Regions from separate parts of the Homo sapiens genome. Here region 2 is linked to region 1. The links are chromatin contacts, found by Hi-C in ENCODE. All regions are on one chromosome and are shown on one strand. The core of a region is the stretch at or near the end of the contact, and the rest is flanking DNA. Distances in the headings are between cores, read along the strand shown. Region 1 has its middle 43 kb from the start of PTPRJ. Region 2 holds the start of OR4S1 (olfactory receptor family 4 subfamily S member 1).

Region 1 (3,242 bases), core at 525-3,024:
GTGCAAGCAAGAGTCGTTATCATTATTGTTGTTATATGGTCAAAGCAGGCAATTTATTTAGTTTAAAAATAAATCATTCTTCACTTGCCTGGATTTTTTTTTTTTTTTTTTTTTTTTTGAGACAGGGTTTCACTCTGTCACCCAGGCTGGAGTGCAATAGCATGATCTCAGCTCACTGCAACCTCCGCTTCCCAGGCTCAAGTGATCCCCCAACTTCAGCCACCCGAGTAGCTGGGACAACAGGCATGCCACCATGCCCAACTAATTTTTGTATTTTTTTGTAGAGATGGGGTTTTCTCATGTTGCCCATGCTGGTCTCAAACTCCTGGCCTCGAGCAGTCCTCCTGCCTCAGCCTCCCAAAGTGCTGGGATTACAGACATGAGCCACCACACCCGGCCTATGGATTTCCAGTAGTCTCCTAACTCTCCTAACTGCCTACCCCTAGGCACTCCTCTAATCCATCCTACACACTAGTATTAAGCAAACCTTGCTTTCAGGAAATCAACAACTTTCAGCAGCTCTCTACTGCCCACAGAAAACAGTTAGAGGCTTTCAGCTACCATCTGAGGCCCACCTCACCTCAATCTCGCCCTAATCCTTTCAAATATGTCTCCCTGACCCACTCACTTCTTTGTTTCACCAGAACTCTTTGTTCCAATCAATTCAGCCCATCCCTCCATTCACTCAATAACTGTTTATTATATCCCTACTTTTTTTTTTTGAGACGGAATCTCACTGTGCCTCCCAGGCTGGAGTGCAATGGTGTACTCTGGCTCACTGCAGCCTCCGCATCCCAGGTTCAAGTGATTCTCCTGCCTCAGCCTCCCAAGTAGCTGGGATTACAGGCATGTGCCACAACGCTTGGCTAATTTTTGTATTTTTAGTAGAGACGGGGTTTCACCATGTTGGCCAGGCTGGTCTTGAACTCCTGACCTCAGGTGACCCACCCACCTTATAAGCCTCCCAAAGTGCTGGGATTACAGATGTGAGCCACCACACCCGGCCTACATCCCTACTATTGCCAAACACTCATAGCTGTAGGCACTGGTGTGATGAACAAGAGAAATTTCTATCCTCATGCAGTTTACATTCTAGAGGGAAAAATGGACAATAAACAAGCAAACACAGGAGTACGATTATTGCAGACAGTGATGAGGGCCAGGCTGTGATAGCAGGAGCACACACAACGTCATGAATCAGGGTGCAGTGACAGAAAGGCACTGGGGCTGCGCTGGACCTAGTGGTCAGGAAGTCTTCTCTGTGGGCACACATTTAAGGAAGACCTGAGTAGGAAGGGGACAGCCATGCAGAGACCTGGAAGCAGAGTGTTCCAGACAAAAGAAAAAGCAAATGCAAAGGCCCCTGAAAACAAGCTTCTCATGTCCTCGGGGTGAATTGAAGGAAGTAACGAGGGCAAGGGAGATTGGTAGGAGATAAGGTCAGGAAGGTGGGCAGGGGCCAGCTCAAACAGCCTGGCCAGGAGCTTTGATTCTATTCCAAGTGCAGCAGGAAGCTGATAAAAGATGATCACACAGGCCGGGCATGGTGGCTCACGCCTGTAATCCTAGCACTTTGGGAGGCTGAGGTGGGCAGATTGCTTGAGCCCAGGAGTTTGAGACCAGCCTGGGCAATATATGGAAATCCCATTTCTACAAAAAAATTTAAAAATTAGCTGGGCGTGGTGGCATGCTTCTGTAGTCCCAGCTACTCGGGAAGCTAGAGCGGAAGAATCACTTGAGCCCAGGAGGTCGAGCCTGCAGAGAGCCGAGATTGCGCCACTGCACTCCAGCCTGGGTGACAGAGTGAGACTCTGTCTCAAAAAAAAAAAAAAAAAGAGGTCATGGCACAGTGGCTCATTCCTGTAATTCCAGCATTTTGGGAGGCCAAGGCAGGCAGATCACTTGAGCCCAAGAGTTTGAGATCAGCCTGGGCAACACAGCAAAACCCCGCCTCTACACAAATACAAAAATTAGCCAGGCATGGTGACATGTGCCTGTAGTACAGCTATTTGAGAGGCTGAGGCAGGAGGATCACTTGATCCTGGAAGGTCAAGGCTGCAGTGAGCTGTGATCACACCACTATACTCCAGCCTGGGTGACAGAGTGAGACCCTGTCCCCCCAAAATTTTTTTTTTAAGTAAAAAGATGTTCACAGAAGAGTGAAATGATCTATGTTTTAAAAGATGATTCTAGCTATTGTGTGGAGAATGAACTATGAAAAGTGTAAAAGAAGTAAGGAGACCAGGCCGGGCGCAGTAGCTCATGCCTGTAATCCCAGCACTTTGGGAGGCTGAGGCGGGTGGATCACTTGAGGTCAGAAGTTTGAGACCAGCCTGGCCAACATGGTGAAACCCCGTCTCTACTAAAAATCCAAAAAAAAAAAAAAAAAGTAGCCGGGCATGGTGGCGGGTGCCTGTAATCCCAGCTACTCAGGAGGCTGAGGCAGGAGAATCGCTTGAATCCCGGAGGCAGAGGTTGCAGAGCCAAGATCTCGCCACTGCACTCCAGCTTGGGCTATAGAGTGAGAGCCTGTCTCAAAAAAAAAAAAAAAAGAAAGAAAGAAAAGAAGTAAGAAGACCAGGTGAGGGGTGATGTGGCCTGAAGGCAGGTGGCAGTGCAGATGGAGAGAAGTGGAGGAATCACGGACGTTTCTGGAAGTAGAGCTAACAAGACCAGCTGGTGGATTCTTTAGAGGAGACACAGGGTAGTGGGGATAGGAGGAGTCAACATTTTAGGCTCATGGCCCTCCTTAACAAGAGTGGATGCTTTTCCTCCCCTCTTTATTTTCTCTTCATATCCTCTCTCTACTCTGCTTTCTTTTCATCTCTAAACCTATCCATTTTTCTTTTCTTCTTCTTCTTCTTTTTTTTTTTTTTTTTTTTTGAGGCCGAGTCTCACTCTGTTGCCTAGGTTGGAGTGCAGTGGCGAGATCTCAGCTCACTGCAACCTCCACCTCCCAGGTTCAAGCAATTCTCCTGCCTCAGCCTCCCGAGTAGCTGGGACTACAGGCACTCACTACCACACCCGGCTAATTTTTTTTTTTTTGTATTTTTAGTAGAGACATGGTTTCACCATATTGGTCAGGCTGACCTTGAACTCCTGAACTCAGGTGATCCACCCACCTCAGCCTCCCAAAGTGCTGAATTACAAGCATATGCCTGGCCTTTTCTTTCTTTAAAAAAAAAAAATAGAAAAACGGGTCTCGCTATGTTGCCCAGGCTGGTCTTCAACTCCAAGGCTCA
Region 2 (3,368 bases), core at 786-3,285, 370 kb before region 1:
AGTTTGGTTACAAGGGCTTTGAGGGAAAGGATAGAGGGGTGAATAGGAAGAGAAAGGGGAATCGAAGATATTATGTTAAAACAGCTAGCAGCCACCATTGAACAACAGACTTTGATTTAGGTCTTTACAAAGTCTTATAGGTCCTCTCACAGCCTTCTGAAGCTGGTATTGTCAATATCTCCTTCTGTAAATGTGGAAATTGAGGCCCAATGAGGTTACATGACCCACGAATGTTTAAGAGATACCTAATCCGGCTCGTTTAATTGCATTCTGTACAAACTTGGCTCCCTCTAGCGGCAAAATGGAGCAAAGCAACAGGGGTTAAAGAGGGCAGCAGTCAGCTGTTCTGCTGGAGAGAGGAATCAGCACCACTGAAAGAAGTGCTGACAACTTGTTCTTCCTGGTTGTTCTCTTCATCATCCCAAGTCATCATCACCATCATTCCTGGTCTTTCAAAAGTTCTTGGTCATTCCTGCTTGGTGTCCATTTAGTCACACTTTATCAAGAGGTCCTGAGGAAAAGCTCTGAAAGCTGACTTAGGGACCTGTGTTCTAGTCCTCACCCTGCTCTGGAGTTAAAGTGTAACTTTTAGTAAATCCCTTGACCTCTCCACATTATTTATTTACTTATTTATTTATTTATCTGCCTGCTGAGAGCATGAAAGGGTAAGAGTAAAGTGGCTCTTTACTCTTAAAAGAAAAGAATGAATTCCATTGAGCACTGTGTTAGCCAACACAAAGGAATTATGTAGTGATTTTATTCATTTATCAATGAGATATCTGGACTTCCAAGACACTCCCTCATTCACAGGCCCTCACACGTTTCCTGAATGAGCTCTTAAATATCGCACTAAAAGCATCCTGGACTGTACTCTCCTTGAGGGAAAGATTATATCTTACTTTTATTTGTATTCTCACTCACTGTAAACATCCAATAAATATTTAATGAATAAAGGATTGAAAGAATATGTGGAATTATTATAACAACAAGAGCTAGGAGGATAATTGCCATTGCAAACATCAGACTGGAAATAAAAAGGCTGTGTTAGATGCTACAAGATGGAAAGTCTCCCAATTTCCTAGCTGGATTGAGATTCTCTGGAATGTCACTTCTCCCCTAAGCTCCTCTTGACCCTAAACAGCTTCCTCATGGCATTTTTCACATCGTTGTTCCTTAGTGTATAGATCAAAGGGTTCAGCAAAGGTGGCATCACAATGTTAAAGAGGATGATAAGTTTGTCAGCAGCCAGGGTGGTGGAGGGACGAATGTACATGAACATGGGGGGCATGAGAACCAAAAGGACAGTGATTACGTGTGAGCCACATGTGGAGACAGCCTTACGCCGGTCCTCAGATGACTGGCTTCTTAGGTTCAGTAAGATGATAACATAGGAAATGATAAGGATAAAAAAGGATGCTAAAGAAATCATACCGCTGTTGGCCACCACGATGAGACCTACCATGTAGGTGTCTGCACAGGCCAACTTGAGCAGGGGATGAACATCACAGAAGAAGTTGTCTATCTCATTGGGCCCACAAAAAGGCAGCTGAACCGTGAGGAGGGTCTGCAGGATGGAATGCAGGAAGCCAGCTAACCAGGAGGCCCCCGCTAGCAGGCCACACTTCCGGCAATCCATGATGGCTGTGTAGTGCAGGGGCCTACAGATGGCCACATAGCGGTCATAGGCCATGGCTGTAAGGAGGAAGATCTCAGTGCCACCAAAGAAGTGGGCAGAAAAGAGCTGGGTCATGCAGCCATTGAAGGAGATGATCTTATGCTCCACAAAAGTGTCAGCAATCATCTTGGGTATGGTAGTGGATGGATAACATATGTCAGCAAAAGACAACTGGCTCAGGAAGAAATACATGGGAGACTTCAGGGTCTTTCTAGCATTGATGGTGATGATGACCAGAAGGTTCCCCAGGACAGTGAGCACATGAAAGAGGAAGAATACCACAAAGCATGTATGCTGCATCTCTCTGCTCTCAAAAAGGCCAAATAAAACAAACTCAGTCACATTGTTCTTGGCACCCATGGATTATCTGCCCTGATGACCGACAAAGTGGCTGGCTGGCTCTGCAAAGACATAAATTATGAGACATAAGAAAGTTTTCTGAGATACCACCAAGATTATGGAGTAAGAAAGATACTAGCCTTCATCCCCATCACAAAAAATACATATATAATATATATAATATATTATTATATATATATATAAATTATATATTATATATAATAATATATATTATATATATATAATATATAATATATATTATAATATATATTATATATATAATATATAATTTATATTATATATAATAATATATATAAATCTATAATATATAAATATATATATCTTAAATATATAATATATAAATATGTATATCTTATATATATATCTCTAGAGCGAGAGAGAGACAGCTATCCACAAACCAAAATAGGTCTGCGAGGGTTCAAGGGCCCATTAAAGAATCTGCAGCAATACAGAGGAGCAAAAACATGGAGAATAGCCGCACACGAAGGATTTCTAGTGATATCTGCATACTTGAGATGCCAGGAGATGGTTAGGAACAAACAGGAAAGGTTGAGGCAATTAGTATCAGCCATGTGGTGGTAGTCATCAAGATCCCTGCTTTGCAGAGAACGCTAGCATTTATGCCACTGAGATAACCAAGAGCCATTCCCACCAGGAAACCCTAGAGAGGGAGACACAACTGTACTGCCTCCACCTGCAAGAAGCAGATGCTATTGAGCTACTTTGGAAAAGGAGCTGCCACCTCCCCAACACCATGCAAACCCCAAACTGCAGCTGCCCCTTGAGAGCTCACACTCAGACCCAGGGTCTGGGACTGCACTGCACCCACCCATGTATCAGACACTGGGCCATCACTAGAGCAAGCTCTGGGCCCTGGAGTCAAGGTCTCTCTGGGCATGCCCACACTTTGGGCACCAGTTCACCCTCCACAGAAAGTTAGTCCCTACCCCAACTCCAGAGCCATTGTAACTCTACATATATCTATGCTCCCATTCTTGGCTCCCTGGCTGCTTCAAAGCATTCACACCTCTAGCACTGTTACCTATGTGGTGGCAGGAGTGTCTTCACCCTAAGCACCAGTGTCATTATCATTCCAGATCCCAGAACCATAGTTCCTTCAGGTGTGCCCATGACCCAAGCCTCAGTTACATGGCTGCACAATAGGTGCCACCCAAAATACACCTGTGCCACCAACATCAAGAGGAAGCACACATACCAGAACCATGTCAAATGGTTCCCTAAGCCACAACTTCCCCAGTGGGAGAAAATTAAATAAGGAAGACCTTAGCAGCCACTACCAGCAACGAGCCTGAAAACCCTTGCTGTCACTGCA

The links. A loop is a pair of places that touch in the nucleus more often than their neighbours do. Pooled maps may share reads with other maps.
Region 2: a map of naive thymus-derived CD4-positive, alpha-beta T cell shows a loop between it and region 1 (8-fold over the local background). The contact joins the promoter of OR4S1 here to the enhancer-like site in region 1. A Hi-C loop is called at or near these places in 3 of 168 maps with a recorded cell type or tissue (A673, IMR-90 and naive thymus-derived CD4-positive, alpha-beta T cell), 14 of 37 single-sample maps with no recorded cell type and 15 of 50 pooled maps.

The regions. Positions count from the first base shown.
Region 1 is chr11:47,936,322-47,939,563 of GRCh38, reverse strand. No RefSeq gene overlaps it. Among named protein-coding and RNA genes, the nearest start is that of PTPRJ, 43 kb to the left of the region's middle. Within about 2 kb of position 1,774, at least 4 of the 41 ENCODE cell types and tissues checked have a DNase peak (open chromatin) inside an H3K27ac peak, as active enhancers do.
Region 2 is chr11:48,304,890-48,308,257 of GRCh38, reverse strand. OR4S1 (olfactory receptor family 4 subfamily S member 1) reads right to left here and starts at 2,035. Exons shown (of 1, transcript NM_001004725.1): 1 at 1,106-2,035. The coding sequence starts at 2,035. The coding sequence ends at 1,106.